2 separate regions of the Homo sapiens genome follow, and region 1 is linked to region 2. The links are chromatin loops, found by intact Hi-C in ENCODE. Cell type or tissue: Calu3. All regions are shown on one strand. Links, peaks and the distances in the headings refer to the core of each region. The heading gives the core; the rest is flanking DNA.

The links. Hi-C counts contacts between places; a loop is a spot of excess contacts. Peaks named below come from ENCODE experiments on the same cell type or tissue, not always from the same donor. Only the 100,000 strongest peaks of a DNase experiment are listed, where the experiment ranks them.
Region 1: it touches region 2 in a loop (4-fold over the local background); 1 of 110 quality-filtered maps calls a loop at or near these places.

Annotation. Positions count from the first base shown.
Region 1 is chr2:217,483,540-217,500,259 of GRCh38, reverse strand. The region is part of intron 2 of DIRC3 (disrupted in renal carcinoma 3); the gene reads left to right. Among named protein-coding and RNA genes, the nearest start is that of DIRC3-AS1, 210 kb to the right of the region's middle. In Calu3, for the core only: no CTCF peak of the experiment used is centred there; no DNase peak of the experiment used is centred there.
Region 2 is chr2:217,326,347-217,343,066 of GRCh38, reverse strand. It overlaps DIRC3-AS1 (DIRC3 antisense RNA 1), which reads right to left. Exons shown (of 6, transcript NR_133642.1): 5 at 6,486-7,109. It overlaps DIRC3 (disrupted in renal carcinoma 3), which reads left to right. Exons shown (of 13, transcript NR_186301.1): 9 at 14,915-15,070. Among named protein-coding and RNA genes, the nearest start is that of DIRC3-AS1, 52 kb to the right of the region's middle. RefSeq lists enhancers at 7,991-8,703, 11,087-11,381. In Calu3, for the core only: no CTCF peak of the experiment used is centred there; DNase peaks (open chromatin) are centred at 7,256, 7,596, 9,996 and 11,366.

The DNA of each region.
Region 1 (16,720 bases), core at 3,686-11,685, 160 kb before region 2:
TCAGGAGATCCACCCACCTCGGCCTCCCAAAGTACTGGGATTACAGGCATGAGCCACCACGTCTGGCGTTGTTTTTTGTTTTTTGTTTTGTTTTTTTTTGTTTTTTTTTTTACAGAAACTCAAACTCGAGATGTAATTTATATAACATAAAATTTCCCATAATACAAAACCCACCATTTTAAAGTATACAATTCGGGGCCTTTTAGTCTACTTACAAAATTGTACAACCAACACCATCATCCAATTCCAGAACATTTTCATCATCCCCAAAAGGAACCCCATACCTTTTAGCAGTCACTGCTAATTGTCCCTTTTCCATAGCCCCATAAACTAATATACTTTCTGTCTCTATGGATTTGCCTATTCTGAACAGTTCATATAAGTGGATCACACAGTGTGTGTGTGGCCTCTTTCTCCTTTTAATTAGCATAATGTTTTCAAGTGTATCCATGCTGTAGTATGTGTCAGTACTTCATTACTTTTAAGGATGAATATTATTCCATTGTGTGGGTATACTACAAATTTGTTTGCCCATCAACTGATAGATATTGGTATTGATTCCATTTATTTCTTGCTTGCACAGAGCCTCAAGGTCAACTAGGGTCTTCTCAGATCTTTCCTGAGCATAGGGACAGCCCTATGCATAGGTGTGGCCTTCTAGACTTCCAAGAATAAGTTAGAGTTTTCCAAGCCCTGCAGACATCTCATTGTCTAGCTTTTCCTTTTAAGCTTTTTGGTTAGTCTATTGTTTTTATCAACTTTTATACATCACTTAAGGCAGTGTCTGTATTAAAACACCTGCAGGTAAATGTCTTTAACGAGTGCTCCCACCCTCAGAGGCATTGAGCACTGGTGCAAGTTTTGAGGCAGGTGAAACTTCCATGTGGTCTGCAAATTTATCAGTTTCCAGAAAACAATCACTAAGTTATCACTTATCCCAGCCCGTTAATCTCCCTGTGCTGCTAGAATCCCGTTGCCTCCTCTCCCCGTCCTGCTGAAGCAGGTGCAATGACAATGTTCGTCATTTAGGCAGTGAGGTTTAACCAGTCATTTTATATTTTGTGACTGGTCTAAGGTTTCTGAGTGAAACTCGATTGCTCTGTATTTGTCACAAAAGAGTAATACAAAGACTCTGGTTCATGAGGGCTAAGAATGATGTCTGTTGGGCATGGATGTCTAGAACTCCCACTGAGTTCCTGGATCATCCGACCTCATTCATTCTACTCCTACTGTCACCGGTAGAGGGTTGTGACTGCAAGTTGTCCAGGTTCTTGGCGTTTTGAACAAAGAATTGGACAACATGCCCAGCAAAGGAAAGAAAGAACGAAGTAAAAAAAGAATGAAAGCAGGGATTTATTGAAAATGAAAGTACACTCCACAGTGTGGGAGCGGACCCAAGCAGCTGTTCAAGGGCCCGGAGACAGAATCTTCTTGGGTCCAAACACCCGCTAGAAGTTTCCCATTGACCACTTTATGCTCACCTTATGTAAATGAAGTGGTAGCCAGCGATCAGTCTGTTTGGTTGCAGAAAGCAGCCAACCAGGGACTGAAATGAAGTTACGAAGGTCACACTCCTGTCCAAACATCTGATTGGTTGCAAAGAGCAGCCAATCAGAGGCTAGGGTGAAGTTACAAAGTTATATACTTCTACACAAATGAAGACTCCACCTGCAATCAGTCTGACTGGTTGTGGACAGCAACCACTCAGAGACTGGAGTGAAGTTACAAAGCTGCAAACAAAGACTCTACCCACACTCAGTATGATTTGCTGCGGACAGCCAGTTTCCCATCTGCCGGGCAGAAAAGGCCAAAGGGAGTAGTAACCTCTGGTCCTTTTGTTACTTAGGCATGGAAAGTTAGGGTTTTCCTTCCTATTTAGTTCTAGGAAGTCGACGTGAAACAGCCTTAGGTTCTCTGCCTCCAGACTCTATTCTCCTGCCTCACTACCATGTACATTGTTGTGAGGAGCTTCATGAAGAAATGAGGCTCCAGGCAGACTTGCAGATGAAGGCAAAGTTACTTGCCTGGGGGAGGTGGTATATTAGTGAGGCAAGCATAAATTGGTGGTGGCAATCACATTTCCTGGGCTCCTAGGCAAAATTATGAAATGTCTTCTCATGCAGAAAGTCTCTTCTCCTCTCCTCTGGCTTCCCACCCTCATTTGGCATCCCACTTCCTGGAGTGTCAACGATTCTTGCCCACTTGAATTTGCTGTCTCAGCATACCATGTTCTAAGCTTTTTTCCCTTTCCTTCTAGCCATTAAAATCTCTCTATCTTATTCCCCTATCATATCAGATAACTAGGCTAGGTGCTAACATATACCAAGATGATAATCACTGAAAGAGATTGCTGTTATTTCTTCTAGGTCACATATTTGACTTTTAATAGTAACTTTCAATCTTTAACTTGAAGGTGTAACCAATGAAAATTCCAGGAAAAACAGCAAGGTTTGTGGGCTAGATACTTTATAGCTATCATTTGTGACCTTTCAACTCTGTAACAGATACTTTAAATTCATAGTCCATTCAATCTTCATGACAACCCTATGAAGAAGGTATTATTTTCCCTGTTTTTATAGATCATAAGCCTTGTTGCTCATGAGAAATAAAAATAAAATCCTAAGTCCTTCAAAAAACTGAATAGACTCCCTCTTGGCCAAGGGGACCCCAGATAAACCTTAAAAACTGAGCTCCTAGCCATGACAAGATGGGAGGTCAGACACATCCCAGTATGCCCCTTCGTTATTAACCTTTAACCAGAATTCTTTCCTAGAGTAAGCAGAAATCAGCTCTAGAAAACAAGAAAGGGATGACTCCTTCCTTTATTACCTTTAGCCAATTATCTGAGGCCGTGACAGGACTCTCTCCCTCTCTTTGCAGTTTTGACATGATAACTCACCAGTTTTACAATGTATTCCTTCCTAATAAGAGACCACCAACCATGGAGTGGTTCTGGCATCAACAGAGGGTGCACAGTGAGGGTTTACATGTTCTGTGCTTTACCTTTTGATATTAGAAAGTCAAAAACTGCACCTTTGGATCATTCTAATGCCATCTTTTTTTTTTTAAAATTTTACTTTAAGTTCTGGGATACATAATGCAGAACATGTAGGTTTATTACATAGGTATACATGTGCCATGGTGGTTTGCTGTATCTATCGACCCATCATCTAGGTTTTAATCTCAGCATGCATTAGGTATTTGTCCTAATGCTCTCCCTCCCCTTGCCCCTCACCCCCCAACAGGCCCCGGTGTGTGATGTTCCCCTCCCTGTGTCCATATGTTCTCATTGTTCAACTCCCACTTATGAGTGAGAATATTCAGTGTTTGGTTTTATGTTCCTGTGTTAGTTTTCTAAGAATGATGGCTTCCAGCTTCATCCATGTCCCTGCAAAAGACATGAAATCATTCTTTTTTATAGCTGCATAGTATTGCATGGTGTACATGTGACACGTTTTCTTTATCAAGTCTATCATTGATGGGCATTTGGGTTAGTTCCAAGTCCTTACTATTTTAAATAGTAATGCCATCATTTTTTGAACATGCCACCCATGAAGAGGCATGGAGCTCAATTGTGCCTGTGCATATTACTCCTTTCATAAATATTCATGATTTCTCCTATAGTTTATTGAATATGTATGCTTAGCCAAGCTGTTCAGCATAAATTCCTGTCTTATGCCTACCCCGACCACCACCAAAGTGCCATTTTCCAGCTTCTGGCTGGAGGCTACACTTCCCAGCCTGTCAGAATGGCTACCTTGCAGGCTACAACCGTTTATGAGAAATAAAGATCTCCTTTCCAAAATTATGACTTCATCATTCTTCAGCTGACACTTATAAGGATGAGGGGATAGAGGCAGGAAAAGGCAGAGCTGTGATTTGAACCTGGGTAGACCTGATTTCAAAGCCTTAAGTACCCTTCCTACCACAGCTCCCTAGCTGGAGGCAATTCAGGATGAACAGCTCATGTTAGTGATAATGTGGTAGGAATTCATGTTTTTAACTTCACTGTATCCCATTTTATTTCTAGTCAGATATGTAATCTCTTCCAAGTCAAGAATTTCTTTCTTTAATTTTTTTTTCTCTTTCTGGATTTCAAATGATCATTTCCCCTCATTTTTGGGCTGAACTGACAAGAGAAACTTCAGGTCTTTCTCTTTAGATGGCCTAAATTGCTCAGAAACGAGAGAGAAACAATAAAAACCACTGTTCTGCTGGAAATTGTACTTTCAAAAGTCTTAAAATGATGGAAGGTTTCATAGCCACATGTCCCAGAGCTGGGTTCTGGATGAAATGAAGGGGCATAAATATCACCATGGTCTCAATGGAAAGGTGGGAAAAGACTTTTATACCCATATTTTCCCCTTCATATGTTGTTGTGGGACTCAGGAAGAAAGACACAATGTGCCTTGAAAGGGAGGCATGTGAGCTCCGGGAATGATGTGTATGAGCACTCAGATCTTAAGGAAACACCACATTGAGAATGTAGTGGGCATGGGTCAGGAAATTCTGAGCTCTGGCTTCTGCTGCAGGAAGAACAGCTAGCTCCTGATTACTTGTGAACAGGTCAGACCACCTGGCTTCTTCTCCTACCACGTATCCAGTTCAGCAAGAAAACAGCGGCAGGTGGCCTAGAAATAAATTGTTTTCTGCCTCTTTGTCCCACATGTTGGTGAAACAGGCCCAAGCAGAGAGGGATTAAATGTTTGAATTTAATTCTATGGTTCTTAGAAATAAAAAGCCAAATTTGGATAATAATTGCTTGCATATTAGTTATGACTTTTCTTTCATCTTCCTCTGACTGATGTAGGTGATTAAGTTGGCCAAACACAATCTCAATTTCCACATTAGGTTTGAAGTAGTCTAAAGACACACATCTGGGTGGGTATAGAGATTATGTGAACTTCAGTCATATTCTGCAAATGTTCCCATAATCCATGTTGTCAGTGTATAGGTTATAATGATCTTTTTGCATTTATAGGACCTTTTATATTTCTTTATTTATTTATTTATTGCAAATTTATTTTCAGCTGAAAATTTTATTCATTTATTTAGAGATGGGGGGGTCTTACTATGTTGCCCAGGCTAGTCTCAAACTCCTAGACTCAAGTGATCTGCCCACCTCAGCCTCCCAAAGTGCTGAGATTACAGGCATGAGCCACCACATTCAGCCCATTTACAGGATCTTATTTCCTTTTTTTTTTTTTTAATATTTTCATCCTAATCCATTATCCTTTATGAGTGAACAGTATCTCCTGTATAATTAGACTGTGCAGAGGGAAGAAGAGTTACTCAAAGGTTCAGGTAAGTGAGTTGCCTAACACCGGTGAGGACATTGAGACCCAGTGAGAGAGACCCGCACAGTGCTCAGCCCGTTTTGGAGTTGAATATCAGTCCATATTGTTTGACTTTCACAAAAACAGTGGTTACTAGACCTCAGGTTATTGGCAAGAAGTAAATACAAGGCGTGACAATGCATCTGAACAAAGTTAGAATTTGTTGGCTGTGGTGAAATCTGAGGGCAAAATCAAGCTCCCATCTTGTTCCCCTGACTAAAGCCACTGAAAATAGTTCCTCATTGTGGTTTCTGAGATCCAAAGAAAAGACAGCTCCAAGTGGTTTATTACACAAGGTTCAGAAGGCTTATGGGCATCCAATGGTTCCCACCAAGTTGGATTTTGATGGGTTAAATGTGGGCAAATCAGAAACATAAGAATTAAATTTCCTTTCCAATACACATGGGTTTTAAGTGAAGGGAAAAAGGTGCTTCGGGCACAATGCATTTATTTGCCAAGCCCCAAACATTCAAAAAATGGTTCAATATGTCCCAGTACATCCAGCCAGCTGCCCAGTCTCCCCTCTTTCTGGAAGTGATTGTCTACATATGCACACTGATAGGTGCACAGAAAGTGATGTTATATCTTCTGCAATTTAAGTTTTTGACCATCTAGTCTCTGATACAGATTATTCTAAATTCTCAGATGATGTAGCGATGGAGGTATAGTGGTCTTTCCCCAAAAATATGACACAAAGCTTCCTCAACCCCTTACCCAATGTCTGGTCAAATACATGTCCTCATGACATGAAGGAGATTTTGTATTTACCAAGAGCCAATGTCTCAAATATTTAGGTCAAAATCATTTACTTTGTTGCCTGTTTACATGTGGTAGCATATTAATGACAAATTTTTGATTTTAGTCGAGACCAACAAATGGTGAAAATGTGGCTCAGTTTCTCTGGAATCTAAATGAATTAGGCTAAAGAGAGGGGAAGAAAGGGGAACAAGAATATAAGTCAGGAGGCTGCTTTGGACATCTGGGGGTAAAGAAATGGAAGAAAGGAGGAATGGGAGAAATGGGCAAAATAGGCTATGAAACTAAAGGAAAGATGGAATCTTAAGGAACCTTTGCAACATGGAATCAACCTAAATGCCCATTAATGATAAACTGGATGAAGAAATTGTGGTACATATATTAATACACCATGGAATACTATGCAGCCATAGAAAAGAACCAGATCATGTCCTTTGCAGGGACATGGATGGAGCTGGAAGCCATTATCCTTAGCAAATTAATGCAGCAACAGAAAACCAAATACCACATGTTCTCACTTATAAGTGAGAACTAAATGATAAGAAGAACACATAGACAGAGGAACAACACATATTGGGATCTATCAAACTCCCATCTTGCTCCCCTGACTAAAGTCACTGATAATAGTTCCTCATTGTGGTTTCTGAGATCTAAAGAAAAGACAGCCCCAAGTAGTTTATTATACAAGGTTCAGAAGGCTTATGGGCATCCAATGGTTCCCACCTTGTCGGATTGAGGGTGAATGGAGGGTGGGAGGAGGGAGAGGATCAGGAAAAATAACTAATGGGTACTAGGTTTTATACTGGGGTGATGAAATAATCTGTACAACAAACCCCTATGACATAAGTTTACCTATGTAATAAACCTGTACATATACCCCCGAACCTAAAATAAAAGTTAAAAACAAAAACAAACAAACAACAACAACAAAAAAAGAAAACTTTTCTGAGTCTACATGTCCTGTGGAAACCAGATGGGAACAAATGGTTCTACCAATCTAATTTGTTTGGGCTAATTTGGGTGAGGAAAAGTAAGGACGGGAATTTATTGTTCCTTTTTCAGGTGGATTGACAGGCTAAGTATGGTGTATCCCAAGCAACAAACTGATTACATCTGAATCTACTGTGGTCATTCTTGCCCACTCCCTGTGGTGTTGGCAGAGTTTAGCTATGAAGAATATGGGACTAAAGGAGGGAGAAGATGCTTTCAAGTTGATGCTGGCAACTGGGCAAATTGAGGTGTCATTGCAGGAGATGGAGAAAGGGGGTGAGATTATGATAGACAAAGAGGATGTCTTGAAGAATACTATCAACTCCACAGATTTATTTTGGAGTTGTATAAATATTGGTACTAGTTTTAAAAATTGTTGTAATTTAAGTCATATAAATAGATGAAGTAGCCTAAATCTATATTTTGCTTTTTAAGAATAGTACAACTCTCTTGCTATAATTAGGGTAGTGTAGATAAAATCTCAGAAAATTACATTTTTATGGCTACCTTTATCTCTATGTTTCTGCCTCCCTTGGAATGTTACTCCCTTCTGTTTCTTGTGATTTCCTTTAACTTCCATCTATTCACTGAAACATGAAGTATGCTTCTTTAAAAAATTTTAATAAAAAAGTATGCTTCTTTTAAAATTTAATGACAAAACATTTATACGAGGCCTGCTTCTCCCTCAGATTTTCATAAAATCTTCTACATATAGAGGGTATTTGAGGATATCTCTTTGCTGTTAATATTAAGGTCTAAGCTTTACTTTGTAGGCCAAAGGCTCAGCCATAGCTTTAAGACGACTACTTAAATAAGACCTGATTAAGTTCCTTAATGAGAAGCTGTTTTCTTCCCATGTCTCTCTCCAAATAGGGGAAAAGGGGGTGGGATTGCCACTGTTCTAGTCACAGAAATTAATGCAGATGGATATGTATTAAACTCAAGTGATGCTGTGGCTAAGGGGTGAGGAAAGAACAAGAACTGAAGAAGTCAGAGGACATTAGTGAAAAGAGAGGATAATTGGAAAAGACGAATGGTGGAGGTTAGGATGGCATAACTTTCAAGAAGGAGGTGAGCACCAGGGCATCAGGTACTGTGACGAATAGCATGAGAGAAATAGAATCCCAGAGGTCTTTGGTAGACATACCAGTGTCCGCACAGCTCATTCCACATGTTGCTTTCCAATGAATAGGTGTCCATCTGGGAGAGGCCAAAGCTGGAGTGTGATAGGTGAGTGTCCGTAAAACTCAGAGGTGAAAAGTGATTGCTACCATCACCTCCATTCTGAATGATAAAATAGGCAATAAATTTGTTAGGCTGGGAAATGATGCCAAACTGAAAGGCTGGAAAAAGGAAAAGGTAACAGGAATAGATGACTCAATTATAAAAATGTTTGGGATTAAAAAAAAATAAGGCAAGGGCTTGGTGGTCCATTGGGATAGAAAATCAAACTAAGTTCCTCAAACATCCCAAATATTCCTCGTCTGATCAAAGTGCAATGACAAAGCATTCATTAAGCCCCAAAAATGTACCAGAAGCTGTATTAGGTGCTGTCAAATATGATAATTTAACTCATGATTGAAACAAGTCTATAAGAAAGGTTTTATGATTTTTCTGTTTGACAGTTGAGGAAGTTGAGCGTCTGAAACTTGTGACTTCCCCAAGATAACACAGGCTATGAATGTCAGAGCTGGAGCTGGAATGTGGAGTGTATGAGTCCAAACCCTGTTTCTCAACCACATGACACTTCTACTCTTTTGTGTAAAGGACATTTCTGTCGTGCTACTAAAGAATAATGAGCTTTTCAGGAAGAGAGAAAATCAGAGGACTGGACATATGAAAATTCCTACAGTGGCTTAGGGCTGCTTATTTTTCTCAAGACCATTATTTCTGAGTTTTATTATTGGTTTTCATACCGTTTAACTGTATAACCATAGACAAATCATGTAGCAATTGAGGTCTCTGTTTTTTGGTCTATAAAATGAAAGGATTGAACTGGCCCTTGAGCCCTTGACACTCTGACATATCTGCAAGGGTCTCTAGAGTTGCTCTGATCTGCCACCTTTGAGTCTGTGGTGTTTTAGAGGGAAGAAACCAGAAGACAAAGGACGGACAGGAGCCCAGACTTGTCCCTGGGACAACTGGGCAGTGAGTGAGTTAGTGAAGCTTTATTCCTCATTTCCTCTTTGACTCTTCAAGTCCCTATTGTGCATCCATACCCAGGGGTCCTTGTCAGTTACCCCTCAGTTCATTCCCCCAAAAGTTTGTCCACATGAGTTTAAAATGTTACCTTTTCCCTGGAGCATTTACTCTTTAACAGTTGACTTTAATGAGTAGAGATTAAAAAATTTTTTTTAAAAAGTGAATGGATTTTTTAAATGCCAGTTCCACTACCGTGTTTAACAATGGAATTGGAACTTCAGAAGAAGATGGAGTCATTGGAAAAAGACCAGATCTTAGTCTGAACTGGAGGCAGATGAGGAAGCCCCGGAGCCTGCTGGGAGCACCTGCTAAAGGGCTACTGGTTGGAATACAGCTTTACCATGCTATCAGCTGTGGCTCATGACTACTCTGCCTTGTGTATTCCTCATCTGCTGGGGCTTCCACACCTAGCAGGTCATTGGAAATGAAAGGGGTAGATGGGGTAGATGGGATAGATGTGCAGTCAGTCCAATTAGCTCCAGATCCTGGTTGTGCTACTTACTATTTGTGTAATCTTTTCGAGTTACTTTGCAACTCTCAGCCTTAGTTTTCTCATCTGTCAAATGGGAGTGAGTCAGATGATTTTATAAAGCACTCAGCATCATGTTTGCCATGTGCAAAGCATATAGGGGAGTGGTTAAAAGCAGAGTCTGGGGCCAGAAAACCTCCTCATTTATTAGTAAGTTGCTTAAACTCCCTGTGCCTCAGTTTCCTCACCTGAAAATATGGCGAGTAAAGACACTAACCCATGAAGTTGTCAAGATTAAATGTGTTAAAATGTGTAAAGTGGTTAGTTAGAACAGTGCCTGCAAATGGTAAATGGTGTAAAAGTGTTTGCTGTCATTGCTATTATGACCATGGAGTTTGCCTCTGCTACCCATCTTGGGGTAGGAAAACAGTCAGTTAGTTTTTTTTTAAATCATGATTAGCTTACAGTCAACCTGTTAAAGGAACAGTCCATTTTGTTTGTTCAATTTGTATCACACGAAGATAAACAATGGGTCTCCCCATCTTCACATGCTAGGGAAAGGAGAGGAGAAAGGCTTGGAACTCTTTCCCCGTATGAGATTGCAAGTGAGTCACAGTCTCTAACAGTCCACCACCCTCTCCTCCTTGTACACGAGCCACAGAGCAGGAGTCCCAGCGGTTCCCACCACCCTCTGAGGTTGCTCTTTGCCTCGTCACAGCTCCCAAGTTGATTTAAATTACAGCTCTGCAGCAGGCACGCAGCTTTGAGGGCATCCCTAAGTTGTCCGCTGAGTGGTGGTGGGAGGTCTGAGCTGGGGGAATACGGATACAATCTGCAAGTCAGCCGCTCTGAGGCATCAACAACTCTCAGAGAGGCCTGCGGTCTGAGGCACAGAGACCCCCGGGGAGCCAAACGGCCAAATAGTGAGTTGCTCACAAAGAAGAGTAGGGGGTAGGAGACGAAGAAACCACAGCTAAACAAGTAAAGATTGTCTGGCAACCTCATGTCATCACAAAGGATGGGGCCGCGCTGCTGGCTTTCTGTAAGGTGAGTGTGGCCGACTGTGTGCGGGGATGGACGCACGTGCGCAAGCACATTCGTTCTATAATGACTTCCAAGGAAAACTCCTCCGCCATCCTTCCAATCCACAGTGTTGGAGCAATTAGGTAGGACTTGGGCAGAATGATTCATGCTTCAATAAATTCAATTTCAACAAAACATAATTATGGTGAGTCACCTAATCGCAGCTGTAATCACGGCCCGCCCCTCCAGAAGTCAAAACAGTTGAGGGCATTCAGCAAGGGCGTCTGATTCCTCATTATGACTGAAGCCTCCATCTTTTGCCAAGCAGCCATATTTCAGACTCCAGTTCCTTTCTAATTTTTTAAACTACAGAATGTTTCAGGCATACATAAAGGTGCAATGAGTACGCTAATGAATACCTTTGTATGCACCAACCAGCCTAAAAGTAAACATTACAAATATGGTTTAAATCCCCTGTATCCATCTGTCATCCCATTCCCCTATTTCTAAGTAGGGACAACAGTAATTGATTTTGAGTTTTATCATTCTCTTGTCTGTCTTTACATTTCTACTCTCTCTCTATGTGTCCTTAAAATTATGTAGCATTGTTTTCATATATTAAGTGGTTAAATAAATGGTATAATTGTGTATCGTTCTGCAACTTGGTTTTTTTCTTAATGTTTTGTATTTAAATTGAACACGTATCTCTAGTCTTAACTTATGTTTAAAATTCCATGTATGAATAGATGAAAGCATATTTTTATCAGTTTTCCTCTTGATGGATGTTTAGTTTGTTTCCAACATTTTCAATTACAAACAATGCTTCCATGCACATCCTTATACACGTTTCCTCTCCACATGCGTAGGGAGTGGAGTTTCTGGGTTATGGGATATTTGCCTTGTAAACTTTACTAGATGTTGCCCATTTGCCCTCTGTAGTGTTTGTACCAATTTACATGTCTACCAGAAGTTTATGAGTTTTGTTTTTCTTACATTCTTGCTATTACTTCTTATTATCAGGCTTTTATTTTTTAGCTGCTTAGTGTGAAATGTTTTCTATGTGGTTTTATTTACATTTTTCTGATCACTGAGGTCAAACATTTTTGCATAGAATTAGGAACCATTCAAGTTTCTTCTTTTGTGAATTGCACGTTCATATATTTTGCCACTTGTCTATTGTTTTTCTTTCAGGGAAGCTTTTTGATAATGCAGTAAATTTTCTCATTTCGAAAATGACAATTCAGATTTTGTTTCTTTTCATGCCAACTTTAGTAAGTTGCATTTTTCAAGAAATTTATCCCTTTCATCTAAGCTATAAAATATGATAAAGTTGCTCCAATACTTACTTATTATCCTTTTAAAATCTGTAGGATTTGTGGTGATAACATATTTTTTTATTCCTGATATTGGTGATGTATTCTTTTTTTCTTTCTCTTTCTTTTCTTTCTTTTTTTTTTTTTTTTTGTCAGTATAACTAAGAGTTTGTCAATTTTTTTTTCAAGGAGCCAGCTTTTGGCTTTGCTAATTTTCACTATTAGGTATCTATTTTCAATTTCATTGACTTCTTTCTACTCTTATCTTCATTTTCTTCCTTCTACTTACTTGGGGCTTACTTTGATCTTTTTTGAACCTCTTAAGGTGGAATCATAGGCTGTTGTTTTTAGGCCTTTCTTCTTTTGCATTTAAAGCTGCAAGTTTCCCTTTAAGCAGTACTTAAGTTGCATCTTACAAATTTTGATACTGTATTTTCTCCCTTATTCAGTTCAAAACATTTTTAAATTTTCCTTGTGATTTTGACTGTGATGCATAAGTTATTTAAAAGTATGTCATTTGATTTCCAAATAATTGGAAATGACATTCCAAATGACATACTTTTAAATAATTTTCCTAGATATGGATTTTCCTAGATATGTTATTACTGATTAATTCTCTTATGATTATAGAAAACACTTTACATGATTTCTGTTCCTTTGAACTTATTGACAAGTGTTTTGCAGTACAGGTATATGGTCTATCTTGGTGAATGTACCATGCCTGCTTGAAAAGAATGGATATTTTACAGCTGAATGTAGAGTTCTATTATAATGTCAATCAGATCAGGGTGGTTGACAGTGATGTTCAGATCTTCCGTGTCTCTACTGATATTTTGTCTGGTTATTCTATCAATTGCTGAGAGAGGAGTGTTAAAATCTACTAAGATTATAGAGGTTTTTTTTTTCTACTTCTGTTGAGTATCAGGTTCTGCTATTAGATACATACATATTTATAATTACTGTCTTCTCGGTGAATTGTCCTTTTTGAAATTTTTATTCCTGGTTATGCTCTTTGTCATGAAGTCTACTCTTTTAATTTGTTATTAATATAGTCACTCTAGTCTTCTTAAGCTTACTGTTTGCATGGTGTATCTTTACCATTATCCACTTACTTTCAAACTACATGTATCTTTGTGTTTAAAGTATGTCTCTTGTTGGCAACGTGCTTGAGTCTTGCTTTTTTAAATCTACTCTCACAATATCTTTTAATGCTTAGATCATTAACATTTAATGTAATTACTGATATGGTTAAATTTAGATCTACTGTCTTATTATGTTACGATTTCTTTTTTGTTCCTCTGTTTCCCTTTTCCTGCTTTATTTTAGATTATTTGAATATGTTTAGTATTCTATTTTAATTTATATTGGCTTAAAGCTATGCATTATTATAAATATCTTAATGGTTCTATCTATCACCTGTCATCGTCAACTAAAATTTAATATTACCACTGATGTAAACCCAACAACACTATTGGTCCCTTTATTCTATAGTCAACATATTTTATATTACATATGTCTCATAAAAACTCCACCAATATTAGATTTTAGTGTAAGCAAATATAGGTATTTTAAAGAGCTTAAAAGGAAAGAAAGTAGTGTTTTATATTTACTCAGATGTAATAGCTTTTTGATATGTAAACTTGGCTAGGCTAAACTACCATTCCAGTTATTCAGTCAAACATTGATTTAGGTGCTGATGTGAAGAAATTTTGTAGATGCAATTAAAGCCCCCAATCATTACTATTTGACTTTAAATTAGTCAAAAAGGTTATTATCTTGTGTGAAACCTTTAAAAGAGGGTCTAGGCTTTCCCTGAGCCCAGAGACTCCTACCTGTGGGGTTCAGTCTATTCATCTTCTCTCTTAGGCCACTTGCCCTAGACAGACTCCATAACTGCATAAGCCAATTCTCTGTAATAATCTTCTCCCCACAACTCCCCTGCCCTTCTGTGTATGCATCTCTATATACACTTTTCTATCTCTAACACACACATACATACAGTCATTTGCTGTTTCAGGATGGGGATAGTCTTGGCAAACGTATCCTTAGGTGATTTTGTCATTGTACAAATATCATAAAGCATACTTACACAAACCTATATGGTATATATTATATATATACCTAGATGGTATATCTACATATAATAATTATATTATAAATATAATACAAATATAATATGTATTTATATAAATATAAATATATAATATATAAAAATGTACATGTAGTTTTCCATATGGAAAACCAAATATCCCAGCATGATTACTGAGTACCATAATTTCCTCTACTTGATCTACAATGCCAATATCAAGTGCCATATATCAGATTTCTATATATGCTCCATCATAATTTTGTGGGAGCACCATCATGTATGCGTCTGTCATTGAGCAAAACGTCATTATACAATGCATGACGGCATAAATACTCCTCTGGTTGAACCATGACTTATACACCAGGTATTTACCAGTTTTGATACTTTATTCTTTCCTGAAGATGCAAGTTTTACTCTAGTGTCTTGTTCTTACAGTCTAAAGAAATTCCTTCAGCAATTTTTTGTATCACAGGTCTGCTAGCAATGAATTCTTAGACTTTCTTTATCTGAAAATATTTTTATTTTATCTTCATTCCTGAGAATATTTTAGCTAGATACAAAATTTCAGGTTGATAGTTTTATTTATCTATTTATTTATGTGTCTTCGTTGATAGTTTTATTTATCTATTTATTTATTTATCTTCAGCACTTTAAAGATATTGTTCCACTGTCTTCTCGCCTCCATGGTTCCTGATGAGAATCCACTGTCATTTAAATATTTGCTCTTCTGTATGTAATATATTATTTTTCTTAACTGCTTTAAGATTTGTTCTTTATTCTTAGTCTCCAGCAGTTTGATTACAATGTTTCTAGGCAGGGCTTTCTTTGAATTTATAAAATTTATGATTGGGGGTTGCTGAGATGCTTGAATATGTCTTTTGCCAAATTTGGAAAAATTTTTGGTCATCATTTCTTCAAAAAAAATTTTTTTTTCCCTAACATCTTTCTTTTTTCCTTCTGGAATTCCAGTTACATGCATGTTAGAGCTTTTGATGGTTGTTTTCCTCTTGTTAATTCTTGGAGTCCTGTATGTATTCTAAATACTAATCTTCATAGGTTATATGTTTGCAAATTTCCTCTGCTACTATATTGCTTATCTTTTTCACTTGTTCATAGTATCTTTTGTTGTATATAAGTTTTGTATTTATTTTAATGTAGGTAAATTTATGAAGCCTCTTTAAAGTTGTTGCTTTTTAAATGTTTTTGTTTGTCATAGATTAAAAATTCTTTTCTACTCAAAGGTTTCAAAGATATTCTAAGATTTCTTCTAAAAGGTTTTAAGTTTTCTTTCATGTCTATGCATTTAATCAACATTAAATACAATTTTGTATTAATTAGATGTAGGGATCTAATTAGAATATTTTTTGCTTATTAATAACCAGTTATCTCAACATGTATCATTTTCCCCATGGATCTGCAATGTCGTTCCCATTTTATGTTGTGTTTTCTAATATGGGATTCCTCTTCTTTCTTTAGAAAACTCTTCACCATCATTAGGGGAAAGAAATTCTCCACCTAGAAAGCCTTTCTGGGATCTAACCAATAGCAAAAGGGAGGGTGTCTACAATACATGATTTTATTCAAACCACTGGATTTTGGATTGGCCCTTTCAGATGCTCTTTTAATTTAGTTCTGATATTCTAAAGGAGGAAGTTTTGGGAGAGAAGAGGAAATGGTCAAGTGGTAAAGGCAGCCCCTCCTGGCTAGTGAGCTCTGGAAGGGAAAGGATATTAATCAATTTTTTATAACCCTCAAATGCCATCAAGCTTATTAAGAATAAGTTGGCCATGAGAAGTATCTCTTGGCTAAGTCTTTTCTCACAAATTTTCCAACTAGCAAAATCTGCTGTCCACGTGAATGCCAATTGCAAGTGTCTCCTTGGTGGTAATAAACCATTTAAATTCCTTCACTAACTCCAACTAAACATGAATATCTCAAACTCAAATTATGTCTCTGCTCTTAGAAAGAAGTGCTATTTCTCCAGCCCTCCTTGGTTATGAGTGAAGGGCTACAGGAAAGAAATCTGAAAGGCTCTTTTGGCCACTTTTTTTCTATATTGAGCCACATTCACAGCCAGAAACCATTTCAAAGATTTCTGTACTTGGCTGAAACAACTAGTGGTCATTAGTGATGTACTTAATTCTTCAGTTGTTTGGACCACATGATAACTAGCCCATTCAGAGCCTGAACTCACCAAAGTGATTAGGTACTTTGGGGCTGTAAATGTTGCCTAAATGTTTAACCTATTTTTTTTCTTTCTTGTGGCAAGAGAGAATTAACATAGAATTTGTACTCTGCTCACTGATCACTCCCTCTTCAGAGACTAAAAGACTGTTTTATATTGTGTCTACATAGGAATAATTAACTAGTTTGGATAATTTCCCGAGAAATATACTATTAAACTTTCATTTTTACCAAACTGACCTTTGATTTTAGTAGCTTTTGTAAACAGACACTTAGATTGAAATCATTATTTTTAAATTTTTTTGATAGACAAAATTCCCCCTGTGCCCTTCATATTCTCTGTAAGACTTTATTTATT
Region 2 (16,720 bases), core at 3,818-11,817:
CAGCCTCCCAAGTAGCTCAGATTACAGGCATGTGCCACCAAGCCCGGCTAATTTTTTTGTATTTAGTAGAGACAGGGTTTCACTATGTTAGTCAGGCTGGTCGAGAACTTCTGACCTCAGGTGATCCACCCACCTCAGCCTCCCAAAGTGCTGGGATTACAGGTGTGCACCACTGCGCCCAGCCTCATTTATTTCTTAATGATATAAAGATTTACTTTCCTCACATAAGCAAGGAATCCAGAAGTGGGCACACTAGGGCAATAACTCTGGGCTCCATCAGGAATCCAGGCTCTTTCTCTTATTTTCAGCTCCTTCATTTTCAGCATATGGTTTTGCCTTTCTAGTCACAGGGTGGCTGCTGCATCTCCAGGCTCCACATCTAGATTCTAAGCCTCAAAAAGCCTGAGGGTCAAAATCTTATCCTTGAGGCTTTGACTATTTGACTTTTACTTACACTGTGTTGGCCAGATTCGTGTCATGTGGATGATACAGGCTGGAGAATCCAGTAGTTAGCTATCTAGCTTCTTTTACAGAGGAAGGCAAGTGAGAAGTTAGTTACAAATGATTTTTAGGTAAATCAAGTTGTTTTGGCTACTCTACCCTCTGGACTTCGTCTGTCATTATTCTGATCTTCAGAAAGAATAACATACATCTAGATTTTAGTAAAAACTGGGTTCTGAGAAATATATGTACATCTGCGTGTATGTACTTATGTACGCATTTGCATACCTGCTCTAGAGCTAGGGGTTTTCCTTGTGTTGTGAGTCCCTTGATATATGCTGTGATAATTCCATTTCTATTCTTCTTTCCCTTCCTTCCTTCCTTCCTTCCGTCCTCCCTCCCTCCCTCCCTCTCTTTCTCTCTCTCTTTCTCTCTCTTTCTTTCTTTCTCTCTTCCTTCCTTCCTTCCTTTCTTTCTTTCTTTTTCTTTCCTTCTCTCTCTCTTTTTCTCTTTTTTTTAAATTTCTTTTCTAAGAGACAGGGTCTCACTTTGTTGCCCAGGTTGGAGTGCAGTGGCGTGATGATAGCTCACTGCAGCCTCCAACTCCTGGGCTCAAGTGATTCTCCTGCCATAACCTTCCTAGTATCTAGGACTACAGGCACCTGCCACCATGCCTGGTTAATTTTTTAAAAAATTTTTGTAGAGATGGGGTCTTGCTATGTTGTCCAGGCTGGCCCCAAACTCCTCACCTCAAGTGATCCTCATGCCTTGGCTTCCCAAAATGCTGGTATTACAGGTGTGAGCCACTTTGCCTGGCCTCTACTAACTTTACTTACACTTTAGAAATTGGGATACTTGAAAACTTGGCTTTTTAAAATGTTTAATTTAATTTTTATTTTTATGAAAATTTTATATATTTAAGGTGTGCAATGTGATATTTTTGGTATACATACACATAATATACCAAATACTACAGTCAAGCTAATTAACATGTCCATCTCTTCCCATAATTACTTTCTTTTGTGTGTGTGGTGAGAATACTTAGGATCTACTCTCTTAGCAAATTTCAAGTATACAATACAGTATTATTAACTATAGCCCCCATTGCTGACATTAGATCTCCAGAAGTTACTCATCCTGCACATCCGAAATTTTCTACCCTTTGACTAACATGCCTGGTAACCACCATTCCACTCTCTGTTTCTGTGATTTCAACTTTTCTACTTCCACAGATAAGTGAGATCATATAGTATTTTTCCTTCCATGTCTGGCTGATTTTACATAGCATAATGTCCCCCAGGTTTATTTATATTTTTGCCAATGGTAGGATTTTCTTCCTTCTTAAGATTAAATAGGGTTGGGTGAGGTGGCCCACATGTGTAATCCCAGCATTTTGGGAGGCTGAGCTGGGGATTGCTTGAGACAAGGAGTTCGAGGCTGCAGTGAGCTATGATCACAACACTGCACTTCAGCCTGGGCTACAGAATGAGACCTTGTCTCTAAAAATATAAATAAATAAATAAATTAATTAATTAATTAAATAAAATTTTAAAAATAATTAAAAATTTTTGAAAAAGACTAAATATTATTCCATTGTGTGTGTGTGTATATATATATAGTGTGTGTGTATAACTATCCATTCATCTATCAGAAAACACTTAGGAAGTTTCCTTATCTTAGCTATTGTGATTAGAGGTGCAATGAACATGGCTTTGATTAATCCAACTGTGGAGATCCTAAAGGAACCACCCTTATTTCAGTGAGAGGCTATAAATGCAGAAGCCACACTCTATTAAGGAATCTAAAGATCCTTATGTGTGAGACTAAGCAATATTTTTTTACAAATGGAGAAGATATGGCTTTAATTTTTGTAGTCTTTAAGAATGTTGGCCTTTAATTTCTTTAGATTATAATACTAAAAGGGATTTGAATTTTGGACTTGATTGCTCTCTGGGAGTTTAATATTAGGAGATAGTTCAAATTCAAACTTGAGTTATTCTTATTGCACTGACATTGTATTTTAGGTTGTATTGGTATTATTTGGGTGTGGTGTATAACTTCTGATGAATTCTATTGGGCATCTTGGCCAGTGACAATCTGAGATAATATATAGAATAAGGAATACATTTCAAGCCTAGAGTATTTACTTAATACTTAGGTAAATACTTGTCTAAGTATTAAGAGTTTTAAGTATTAGAGTTTACCAGGGCAAAGATTAAACTGTACACCATGATCCAGACAGTATACACAAGGAAGAGGGGGTTGACATGGAGAGAGAAACCTCACAAAGGCAGGAGTAGGACTGCCCTGAGACTACCCAAGGGAACAGCCTAAGCCCTGGTAGACCACTAGTCTAATTACAACCTAATAGTTTAAGAAAACAGAATCTTGAGAGTGTTAGAGGAGACCTTCTGTATTCTTCATGTTTTCAGAAAGGGAGAAGATTTCCACTACTCTACCCAGCAAGAAAAAGTTGGGAAGAACGCGCCTCTCTTTGCCCACCCCATCGTGTTTGTGCGATTGGGTTTCAAGGTTTAGAAACCTGTGGCTCAGTCCCATCTGAGTTGTTGTTTTCCTACATCTGCCCTTGTCCTTTCTTCCCTACTGAGCTCATGGAGGTTAGGGGTCAGTTTTACGTACTTCCTGGAGGCTCTTTAGAGCACTGACTTCTTCTTTCCTGACTCCTGTAGCCTAATGGATATGAGAGAGGGACTCTGGGTTAGAGAGGCTTCTCTGCAGACTCTCTCACTCCCTTGAGAAGAGGCCCCAAGGTCTAAATCTGGGAATTGAGAATTCCTTTCTGGCCATGGGCCCACACCAATAGTTTCAAAAATGGATTTATTTGCCATAATGCTGATATTTTGATTTTCCTATTATCTGACTCCTTGATTCCAAAGTTGAAGTGGTGGTGGTAATGAGAGAGATGAGATGAATTATCACCTCTAAATTCTCAACAAGTATTAGCAAAAGAAACACTCACTGATGCAGTAAAAGTTTCCCCGGAAGGATCTGACAAACCCCGCTTCCAGGGCAAAGCCAGGACTGTTGGGGAAGAACAGAGTTGCAGAAGAGAGTGAGGGATCCTTAGAGAAAGAAAGATGGATTTTACCATGTCCCCTGGGGGTGGATTCTGTACAGACTAATAGATAACTCAATAAGAAAAGCCAACAAACACTTTGGACCACAGTCTGGAGCAACGTGTTTTCTGTAGGTGTCTAATAATAACATTTTCTTCCTGGTGATGTACTGCACCATCACAGCTTCCTAAACATCATGGGAATTATTAAGGGGAGGCATACATATGAGACATTTAGGAAACATCTATTGAATACATACATGACAGCGAGGATTTCTATCTCATAGACTTAATAAGAGATCCAGCACACTAAAGGGACACTTTGAGGAAAAAAGGGCAAAACCAAAATCCTATCTCGTCAATCTGAAAAAATTATACATGGGAGTCACATAAGCACTTAGCAGAAATAAGCAAATGTGGAAGGAAGTACTACCAATAGAAGATCATTGGAAAGGGGGAAAATAAATAAATATATAAAATATATTCATGTATATGTAGTATATAAATATATACATAATATTATATATAATGTCCCTCTTAAATAACTTGATACCTTCATATTAAATGACATATCCATATTAAAGTCTTTTTTCTAAATTGTTTCATCACAATTTTAAACTAAGCCTGAGGAAAATGCCCTAGAATGACCCTGGTGAAACTACAAATAAAGGAAAATTCAAAGTATTTCCCTTGTGTTAAATGGAAAATTGTTAGGGATGAAGATGCCAGATTGAAAGATGAAAAGAGAAAAAAAATCTAATCAGGAAATGCAAAAGCTAAGGTTTTAGCAAATTAGCTCACCCTGATGACTCATCCCAGATGTATTAAGTTCACATTTAACAGCCTCTTCATTGAAGATACAAAATACCATCTGTCTGTTGCCGATGAGTTAATGTTAGTCTCAAAGCCTTAAAGTTCACATTTCCTAATTCTTTTGTTTGGAAATAAATAACCTTTATGTTGCAGTGGGAATGTAATTTTTCTTTCTTTTTTTTTTTTTTTTTTGCCCAATTGAGAGGAATAAATACAAAAATTCCAAAACGAAGCTCTCAGGTTGTGAAATGTTCTGTGGGTCAAAGACGCCTGGCTCTGTGTACAAGCTGCCTCGCCTGGATCCATCCCTGGGATTCTTTTTAGGATTATGTTACTTGCCTCTTTAGCCAAATCTCAATTCTTCATTCAAGTTGGGCCCACATGCAAAGCTGAAATGGGAAATACCTGTCAGGCCTCAACCTTGATTCTCAGAAAATGCCTCCAAGGGCAAAATAATAGCCCTTCCATTTATTCCGACCCTCTTTCCTCAACAGCGTTTTTCTTTTTTAGTAGAAAAATGCTATTTGGCTTGTGCCACAATATTTGGCCTTGCACATTTTGGGCACTTCAAGTAGGAATAGGGAAATAATGAAGACGATTCACCGATAATCTTCTCTATACAAATACAAGAAGAATCATAAAAGGGAGAAAAAACTGGCTGTGCTTTTGAGATCCCAGGGACCAAACTATATATCATAAACACTGGATCTAATCCCAAGATTTGGTTTCAGTTCCAGCCCAGTCACTAAGTCACCAGTGACCATGGGGAAGTGACCTCATACCCTGGGCCCCAGTTTTTCCTTCTTCAAGTGATGGGAGAGGACTGAAATTGTCTAAGGCCATATATCCATTGCATTGATGCAGAATGCTTGGATTTAAAAAAAGAATTTTTTTTTTTTTTTTTTACAGACCCTCATGTTACTTGGTGAGCGTGGTGAGCTCAAGACAAATACTTTGAGAAATTTTGTTCCAGGCTCTCTACACTTAAATTCTTTGCATTCCAGGCCTCCCCAAATTAAGTCTCAATGTAGCTTTTCAATTTCTACTTCCACTTCTTCCCTGCTCCTGGACTTTTAGTTTCCTGCAAATATCTCTTATATTTCTTCTCCTTCTTTGTTCATGCTGTTCTCTCTACTATTCTTGCCTTCTACCTCTGCTTACCAAAATCCTACTTCAACCCGTAATCATGAATGTATTTTTTCAATATGTTCTTCCTGCTGTCCCTGGATTTTTCTTTCCTAGCAATTTAATGTATTAATATGTTCCTCCAATCCTGGGTTTCTTAACCTCAGCACAGTTGACATTTGAACCTGATACCTTTTGTTGGGGGGCGTTGTAGGGAGAGAGGGAGAGGCCTGTCCTGTGCATTGCAGGACATTTAGTGGCATTTCTGGCCTCTACCCATTAGATGCCAGTACTACTTCCCTCTCCCTAAGCAGTGACGAATGAAAATGTCTCCAGAGATTGCCAAATGTCCCCTGATGGGGTAAAATCACCCTTGGTTGAGATTCACTGCTCTAACCCTCTATTCTATCCATAGTATAAATGGGTTCAAAATCAGGCAGTCCTGAGTTTGAATCCTGGTTCCATCACTTGTTACTCTGTGACCTTGAGGAAGTTGCTTAACCTCTCTGAGCTTTAGTTTTCTTATGAATAACGTGAAGTGAACAGTTTCTGGCTAGCAGAATCGTTGTGTGGGTATGAGTTTTAGAAGAGATTCAGACATAGTTGGGATTGTTTGACGATCTTTGAGAAGTTGGTTGCAATGACCCTTAGGAGTTTTTAAGAGATACCTGCTTCTCAAGGAAGGACTTGAATGCTTAGCAACAACCACAACAAAATATTTGTGTAGGGACTACTATGTACCTACCAATGCTCTCAGCACATTGTATACATTACATAAATTAAAGTAACTCATAACAAAACAATGGCTGGAGAGTGAGGAGTGATTCTGATATTTTGGTAATTTATATTCAGTCAACAGTGGTCACAGCTTCTACTCACTCAGGCGTGGGTTGTTAGGAGTGAGAGGACTGTCACTAAATGCTTATAGAACAGTTTAACTAAACACTATATTATTTGTCACCCAACTTTCACTGCCATGGACCCCTCTCCTGCCCCCACACAAAGGGTATGGAATCATATTCTCCTCTACCTCATCAAACTTCTCGGAAAGCTCAAATGGAGAGGGATGGTGAGCAGTGGCTGAGGAGTAGCAGCTCCCAGGAAGAGCACTCTTGGTGTTGCGATCTTTGAATGACGTCTTGGGCTCCATGGCGCAGCTGGACAGACAGATGTGTACAGATGGACGGCCGCAGCGGTGCAGCTGCAATGCCCAGCGGAAGCAGCAATGTTCAGCACTTCAGAAGTAGCACTGCCTTACCTGGGTGGCACTGGTGGCCTCTGGGGCGAAGCCGCTGGGCCTCCTGCAACAGTGATAAAGTCTCCAGCAACCTGTGGGGAAAGGCCTTGCAGAAGACACTCTGGAAACAGAACAATTCAGGAGGCCGGCCAGCAGTGAGAGGTCCCGCATCCACTGAGGTGAACAACAGTGCCGTGGGATGTAAGTTGTTTCAAGTATCAGATCCACAGACATTATGTACTGAGCCACACCACTTTTGGACTCTAGAAAATATATAATACATCTAGTATTGTGGGTTTCTTCCCTTTGTCCTTGAGACAGGTAGAGTGATTCTGAAGCAGCTGAAATCGCCCACCATCTTCACTTGTTCATAGGGCCAATCTTGCTTGAGAGAATTTTGTTCATTATTTCCATTGCCTATCAAGCACATGGCAAAAAACACGTATTTAGAAATGTTAAGTGATTTATACTAAGCAAGGAGGCAAGTGTATACTCTGAGTGTCACTTCACATTGAGCTTTGTTTTGAGTTTCTAACCTTCAGTGCAAAGATGACCTCAGTGACAACACTGTGACTCACGTTCACTCCTGTACTAAAGAAGTTGCCCTGTGGCCTCTAGTTGTTACAGTGTTCCTGAATGGCTTTAGAAAAAGTTAATGACTACCTAATGTCATTAAAATTAATGATCATACTATCAATAAAGTAATTATCAATGTCATTAAAATAAATAACAAAGGCCATGGCAGACTCAGCCATAGCATCTGAGCATTCACATACCTTTTACCCAGGTAGACCAGTGCAATTTTATTCAAATACAATGATGTGTCATGTGGTTGTTATGAATGCAGTTGATTAGATATTTCTGGCTTTCTGCCTTCTGGGTTCACGGTGGGACTGCATTTCTTGCTCGCCTTCTTCAGACTGAGCTGGTACCAGATAACTAGTGTTGGCCAATGAGTTGTGAGTAAAAGTGATGCGTGTTACTACCATACTATCATATTAAATTGCTGGTACAAAACCATTCAAAGATCTCTTTCCTTTTGCCGATAATGACCAGGCAGGGACTGCCTCATTGGGCTAGATCCTTCAGTGAGGGTGATACAGCACAAAACCTACAGCCAAGCCACAAGGGATGTATAGTACAAGTGAGAAATAAATCTTTGTTTTAGGCCACTGATATTTGGGAGGACAGGACTGTCACCGAAGCACAACCTCCCTCGTACTGAATGATGCATGCTAGGAATTACAACCCAGCCACCTCTCTCCTTTCAGTGAAAGCCCCAGAACAGCTCCAAATTCTGTAAAGCAGAATTCAGAATCTTTTATTTTTCACTCTTGCATCTACATCTAATTTCCACTGACCACACTGTACTTGCCTAGATCTTAGGGTCTGGGAAATTTTCCATTCTCAGTTTGTATCTACCCTACATATCCACATGTAAGGGAACATGTGTTTAAAGATGACAGAGACCCTGGAGCACATTCAGACCACTGGTGTTAGGAACCTTGCATTATACCTCCATTTGCATAATGATACCTTGCTAGGACACAGTGACTTCTGTTTACTTCACATAGATTATCTCATTCAATGGGCTGATAGTTTTAATCTGACTGGTTTGGTTTTCATTACAAAGGGAAAGATCACAAAGCCATTTGGTGTAAAAAGGCAGAATCCTTCCAGATCTTTTGTTCCCTCCACATGGTTCCAAGCCCATGCTTAAATGCAGGGTGGAGTAATGATACCAGACACTGCAACCCAGAGCCCCAGCAAGGGATCACTATGTTGTAGTATTTGGAAATCACTGGTGATATACACTCATCCCAAACCTGACCCCAACCTCCTCCTTCTAACCAGGTAGGTAGTCCAATTTAATCTCTCATAACATTCATGATCAAAATGAAAATGTATATACTTTTGTCCCTAAGCTAAAGAGCTCACTTAAGAGATTCATAATACAGGCCGGGTGTGGTGGCTCACGCCTGTAATCCCAGCAATTTGGGATGCCGAGGCAGGCAGATCACCTGAGGTCAGGAGTTTGAGAACAGCCTGGCCAACATGGTGAAACCTCGTCTCTACTAAACATACAAAAATTAGCTGGGCATGGTGGTGGCGCATGCCTGTAATCCCAGCTACTTGGGAGGCTGAGATAGGAGAATCGCTTGAACCTGGGAGGCAGAATTTGCAGGGAGCTGAGGTAGCACCACTGCACTCTAGCCTGGGCAACATAGCAAGATTCTGTCTCAAAAAAAAAAAAAAAAAAAAAAAAAAAAGAGAGAGAGAGATTCATGATATATAGTCCTAGAATTTGGAATTAATCTGATTGAACAGTTTCCAAATACTGATCCACATGCTGCAAGTGCAATTTCTTCTTTCTTTTGCATTCTTCCTTGCTTCCTCCCTCTGTTCTCCAGTAACTATTCACCTCTTCCCTTTCTTGCCTTGCTTCTTCTCTTCATTCCTGTCATTCATATTATGGAATATAGTTTTCTGGGCCACAGCATGATTTGAAACATGGGAGGGTGATCCACTTGCCCACCTAGCACAGTGTCTCTTTCACAGGATTCTTTTTACAAACAATTATTTGGCCTTTGTTTGAAGAGTCCAGTGCTCCTAGGTTTTTAAAGGAGCCCATTCTACTTGATATTTTTAGTAGTTACATAGTTTTCCAGTTTTTAATATTAACAAATTGGCAAAAGCAAGCAGGCTATTCTGTGTGAGACTCATCTGCCAAGTAACCTCAGTATGTCACTTTCCAGGAGCAAATAGTTCATGCATCTCCCACTCCCAAGTAATGATTCTCTGATTTTAAAAACCACAAGGGCTCAATGTCTGAGACTACTGCTAAGGGTTTTAGTATGCATTTTGCATTTCAATAAACTAATAGGAAGTAGGCTCCAAATTGGATGTGGTATGCAAGAGAGGGCAAGTTTTGAAGTTCTAAGAGCAAGACAGTTGGCAGCTGTTCTCTGAAGTTCTCTGCTTCATCTCAGAAAGGGCTTTTGGATGGCCTGTGACCATACAATTCCACCAGATGATCTGCTCACTGGCCTGCAAACAACCTGGCCTCTCCATCCTCAATATTTAGCTCCTGCTATTCCCTGTGCCTACAACTTTCCAGAACTTTTCCTGTATTATTCATCTGGGCTTCCGCCTTATATTAGAATTGTCAGGCCTCTGAGCCCAAGCCTGCACGTATGCATCCAAATGGCCTGAGGCAATCGAAAACAACAAAAGAAGTGAAACAGCCAGCTCCTGTCTTAACTGATTGACCAACCTTAAGACATTCCATTATGACTTGTTCCTGCCCTGCCCCAACTGATCAATCGATCGACCTCATGACATTCTTCTTCTGGACAATGAGTCTTTTATGATCTCCGCACCATGTGCCTTGTGACCCCCCTCCTCCGCCAGCAATAGATAACCACCTTTTACTGTAATTTTCCATTACCCACCCAACTCCTATAAAGCAATCCCTTCCCCACTCCTTCACGGACTCTCTTTTCGGACTCAGCCCACTTGCACCCGAGTGAAATAAACAGCCTTGTTGCTCACACAAAGCCTGTTGGTGGTCTCTTCACATGGATGTGCTTGACAAGAATATCAATATTTTTGCCTTCACTTCCTGCTCAACTTCATAGCAATACTAAATTGTTATCAATATGAAAGCAAGAACTACATGTGACTTATTTTTTAAAAATCTTCATCCAATTTCCAACACAGTGCCTTGGGTTCAAAATGGGCTTTCAGGGCGGGGCACGGTGTCTCATGTCTGTAATCCTGGCACTTTGGGAGGCTGAGGTGAGAAGATCTCTTGAGGCCAGGAGTTTGAGACCCACCTGGGCAACATAGCAAGACCCTGTCTCTACAAATAATTTTTTAAAAAAATACCCACACACCTGTAGTTTTATATACTTGGGAGCCTGAGAAAGGAGGATTGATTGAGCCCAGGAGTTGGAGGCTGCAGTGAGCTATGATCACATCACTGAATTCCAGCCTGGGTAACAGAGCAAGTCCCTGTCTCTTAAAATAAAAATAAATGGGCTTGCAGTACCAGAAAAAAAAGGGCCATTACAGTTTGTGACCTAATTCATTCAAAGGGGAGGTCACTCACAATAGGAATTTCACACAAAAGAAGGAAGCACCCCATCACACATTGTAATTGAAAACTGTGGCTCAAGAATCAGCTGGACAGTTTGCCCTTCTAAAGCAGAAATGTTTAGGCAAAGAGGACAAGCTGATTAAAGAGGCAAAGAGGACAAGCTGACTGAAGAGGCAAAGAGGACAAGCTGATTGAAGAGGCAAAGAGGACTGCTGAGGAGTGATGGAGGAGGAAGATATGTAGGAACTTCCCTGAAGCCCTTATGTCACTGACTTGCCAATAAATTGGTTTAAACAACAATAACAACAACAACAAAAGCAACATGTCCAGGCCTAAATCTGATCCTTCCCTCAGACAGACAGTCACAGCAGCATGTAGGCTGGGAGGCCCATTCTGTGCCCTCTGGTATGACCTTAGAGGGCAGGATCAGCAATGAAATCCTGGCTAGAGGAAACAAAGACCATGTGTAAACAGTTCACCTCCACTCCTGAACTACAACACTGTTTGACATAGTTTAAGAGTGACGTTGACCTTCTTCTGCTGGCTCTGGAGCTAGCCAGGAAAAACAGCAAGAAAGGAATGAGAGGAATGAGAGTTAGCAGGTTACTGGTCTGCAAGATGTCCTCAGGGGGGTTTGGGGTTGGTGCAATGGTGAGGGCAGCCAGGGAAGTTCCTAGGCCTATTGTCTTCTGCCAGTGCCCCTGCTAATCGCTGAGAAAACTCCCCTGAGCCACATGCAACGATGAAGTAGGTAACAAATCATCCACATCTCTGCATAAGGCAGTTTTGCCACTGAAGGTGTTATTTTTTTACAGTTGTCTAGTTTAATATCTCTTTGGTAATGACGGATGTGCAAGGAGTGGCAGGAAACTTTACCTAATGGTGGCAGGACAGGGTGAGTGTGTGTGTGTGTGTGTGTGTGTGTGTGTGTACATATCCACCACCCCCAACACATGGGCCCCTCGAGAGCTTCCTCACCTCTCATTCTCCTTTTCAGAAAGTTCTAGACCTGTGAATAGCACATTATGCTATGTTGCTTTATTGTATCACTGTCTATAATGACATAATTCACATACTAGCTAAATCTTTTAGTAATTCAGGATAAGCCTTTTTCTCCCTAAATAGTTGTTAACATCTGGAAGGCTTTACAGCCTTTTCCAGATCTTTTGTGCCCTTTCATGCATGGCATAGTTCTGGGCATATGGGGACTACTCAGCGGATATTTGTGAATAGGCTCATTAAGCAACTTTATTACCTGATATTGATAGAATTCTATAATTTTCACTACACTATGACGTTGAAATGAATCCTAAGGGCTTATAGCCAAATCGGGAGAGACTGTGCACAGCAGTCCACTTCTTATGGCATTCTGTGTGTGCGTATAAGTGGACACACCAGGCCGCGCTGTTGAGTAGATGCGCAGGGGTGGCTGGATGGACTGCCTGGTGACTTTTTCCTTAAGCACTCAACCGAATTGTCTAACTCCTAAGTGGGTGATGAGGCAGGAGAACAGTGTCTGGAGGCAGGGAACCTAAGGCTGTTTCACGCTGACTTCCTAGAACTAACTTGAAAACCCTAACTTTCCACGCCTAAGTAACAAAAGGACCAGAGGCTACTCCCTTTGACCTTTTCTGCCGGGCAGATGAGAAATTGGCTGTCCACCACAAATCAGACTGATTGCAGGTCTAGTCTTTTTTCGCATAGAAATATAACTTTGTAACTTCACCTTAGCCTCTGATTGGTTGTTTTTTGCAACCAATCGGATGTTTGCACAGGAGTGTGACCTTTGTAACTTCATTTCAGTCTCTGGTTGGCTGCTTTCTGCAGCCAATCAGAGTGATTGCCGGCTACCGCTTCATTTACTTCAGGTGAGCATGAAGTGGCCAATGGGAAACTTCTAGGGGGTATTTGGACCCAAGAAGATTTCTGTGTCTGGGCCCTTGAGCCACTGCATGGGTCCGCTTCCACACTGTGGAGTGTACTTTCGTTTTCGATAAATCCCTGCTTTCGTTCTTTTGTTGCTTCATTCTTTCTTTGCTTTGCTGGGCATTTTGTCCAGTTCTTTGTTTAAAATGCCAAGAACCTGGACAAGTTGAAGTCACAACCCTCTACCGGTGACAGTGGCATATGTTTAATGTAAACACAATGTTAATAAGAACTAACATTTATTGAGCACTTATTATGTGCCAGACACATCCCAGGCTCTTTCCATTAATTAAATCCTTGCCACAAACCCTGTTGTTATCCCTGTGTTAGAGAGAAGAAAGGCTGCCCAGCCCCTGACTTCTTGTGAGGTGCATGCCTGTCTTTGAACCCAGGGAGCCTGGATACCGAGCCCCAGCTTTTAATCCCTGAGCTGTTGAAGAAAAATACATTTGTTCATGTTCGTATGTTATCTCTTGATCTGTCTCGAATAGATATGAAAAAAAATTTTTTTTATTTTGTTGTGCTCTCTGACCATAGTGTCAAGCAAGTATAGGGCCAATGTTGGGCACCGGCTTGGGATGTAGAGCTGTTGTTCAGCAGCTTGAATCTATGCACACAGAAAGCATGCTCAGAAAGGAACATATTACCCATTAAAGATGAAATGAGGCTAATGGACTGCTTTTGGGAAAAGATGAAATGTGGTCACAATGAAAGAATAGGGGCATGACCATAATTAATGAAGTAATAATCACTTTTGAGCTTAAATAAGACCTAGTTCTTTGATTACAAGTGCTACCATTTGAAGAGAGCTGGCAGGGCCCCTTGGCCTGTGGTCAATATTAGTAAAACTGTTTCATCTTAATGTTGCAGTTATGCTTGATCAATTTATCTGCCATTTCCAAAGAACTTATGAGGTTTTCTTCTTCCTGTCTTTGTGCTTTCAATTGGTTTTAATCAGAGGCGAGATGCTGATTCAGCTTCTAGTTTGAATTTATTCAGCTGGTGCAAAGATTCCGTGACAGGATTGCATTTACATTTTTATCACTGTCTCTTAAACCTGAATAATTTATCCTGTTCTTGCCAACCCTCCCCCAGTCATCGTACAAAACCAGAAAGGAGTTCTTGCTTTTATAATCAAACTTATTTTGGATGTGCCTGGGTTTTGTCATGGACTTCTGACACCCTCTCTTTTTCATCAGGGCGAAGTTTACAGGAAAGCATTTTCTTTTCTTCCTGCTGATTAATTCAGCTTAGATTTGTCAGAGGTTTATTTGTATGGACTCCTTGTCAAAGCATGTGGATTCTACAACAAATTAACTGGTTATTAAATTAAAGATTTCTGGTTAAGAATCTGTTGTGTACCATGGAGTCTTCTTTCCTGGACAATTTCACTATTTAAATGTGGGAATGATTGTCTTGATATAACCAACAAATTATGTTCATGGAAAGAAATGTTTCCCGTCATACCAATAACTGAGATGTTACTGGTTATATATACATATACATGCTCAGGCATACACTGGTGTATCAGACCTGAATAAAATTATTCCATCTCTTTGTCTGTTAAGAAAAAACAGAAATGAATAAATGCATGTCCATGCACATGCACAGCTATTCAAGTCAAGGCATTTTAGTGTAGGATGTTAGAAATACATGAGTGTTTCCTCGAACTGGAAAAAACCCCACTTAATTTATTATTTTATGAAAAGATTCACCTTGGGGCCCATTAAAGAGCTCCTTTTGTATATTTAAAATAGATTTTGAATTACCAAAACCTTAAGAATTACTCTGTCTCTTTAAGGGATCTGCTTTAGGGCTAAGGCATATTGGGATTTATGACTCTAAGAGTGGTATTAAAATATTCAACTGAATGTTAGCTGATATGTTTCCTTCCCCACCCCAGGCTGCAACTTTCCCAGGGGATCTGAAGCCTGTAGCACATTGGGCTGTAGAGATTTTAACTTCCCAGTTCTAATAGGTTTCCAGATGGAAAATTATATTTCTTTCTGGGAGAGATTAATGAGCGAACAACAATGGTGTCATGGTTAATTTTATGTGTCAACTTGGTTAGGTTATGATGCCTAGTTGTTTGGTCAAACCCCACTGTGGATGTGGCTATGAATGTATTTGTGGGTGTGATTAACATTTAAATCAGTAGACTTTGACTAAAGCAGATTCCTTTACTCAAATAATGCAGGTTAATGTGGGTAAGTCTCATCCAATCCTTTGAAGGCCTGAAGAACAAAGAGTGAGGTTTCTGGAAGAAGAAAATTTTACCTCAAGCCTGCAATGTAGAAATTCTGCTTGAGTTTCCCGCCTGCTGGCCTGCCCTGTGGAATTCGGAGTCAAGAAGGTAATGTAACTCTTGCCTGCATGTTCAGCCTGCTGACTTATTCTACAGATTTCAGACTTGCCAACTGGCACAGTTGCATGGGGAGTTCCTTAAAATCTCTCTCTCCCTACCTTTTCCCATCCCTCCTTTTGTTCTGTTTCTATGGAGAACCTTGACTAATACAAATGGCAGTCAGTCTTCCTGCTCAGCACCTGCTGAGAAATGATACACCTTGTGCCAGCAAAGAAGGCTGGGGTCTCTCCCCTCAACATACTGTCTTTCCTTTTAATGAAAATGTTTGGTGTACTTTTCTGTTGTCATATCTAAACTGCAATTTGTAGCAGCTGATTTTCAGTGGGAAATTGTGAGATTTTTTGTCATTTCCTAGGACAAATCCTGACATCTTTGAACTCTGTTCCCATACCACCTCTTCCATGAAGCCTTCCCTGAGAACCCTCCCCATCACTTTCCTAAGGCTGCATTGGGTTTCCCTCTTCTATGTTCCCATAGTACCATCTACATGGATGTCCTTATCACTGTGTTTAGCATGCTGTATTATAAATATTTTATGTATGTCTTTTTCTTTCACTAATCTGAGCTCTTTAAGGCTGGGATTAGATTTTATGTTTGTGTCCTTGGTGGATAGCATAGCATCTGCCTAGAGTGAATGAAAGGAAGGTTTTCTATTAATGTTTCCATGTAATCTCTAGAAGATTCTCTCTAAAATCCTGGGATGGATTGGAAAGAGCATAAACATTTAAGTCAGATAGAAAGGTCGGGAGTTGGAGACCAGCCTGGACAACATGGCAAAATCCCATCTCTACTAAAAATATATATATAAATTAGCCAGACATGGTGGCACATGCCTGTAGTCTGAGCTACTTGGGAGGCTGAGACAGGAGAATCACTTGAACCTGGGAGGTGGAGGTTGCAGTGAGCTGAGATTGCACCACTGCACTCCAGCCTGGGTGACAGAGTGAGACTCCATCTCAAAAAAAGAGCAATGTCCTTCTTCCAGTTACCTCACTTTCTAACCAAGAGCTAGTCTTTCAACTTCTTAGGCATTCCTTTTTGATTCTGTAAAATGGAAATGATAAATTCTACCTGACTTATTGGATTATCTTAAGAATTAAGTGATGTAAGTGATCTGATATTCCAGTAAATGAGAGGTGTTATTTCCTCCTTCTACATCACTAAGCATTTGTTCCAGAACACTTATTTTAAGTTCCCTGAAGTTGAATCTGGAAAACAAACCAGTGATCTCTGGCTGTGCCCTAAGTTCCTACATCTTCCTTTTCTTACTAAGAAGAGGGCATGGGCACACTGGGTCCTGACTCAGCTCTTGTTCAGAACAATCTCTCATTCCAACTAAAGAAGGCTCCCTGGGGTCTCTCACTTGGGCCACCCAACTGAGTGCCAGCAGTGTCTAATTTTCAAGGCAGAGCAATTATTTTGTTTGCTCTCAGAGATCCCCTAGATTAGTGATTCTCAATGTGGTAATGATTTTGTCCCCTCAGGGGACATTTGGCAATGTCTGGAGATATTTTTGATGCCACAGCTGGGGTTGGTGAAATGCTACTGGCATCTAGTGTGGAGAGCCAGAGATATTGCTCAATATCCTACAATGCACAGCCCATCCCTAGACAACAAGGAATTGTCTGATCCAAAATG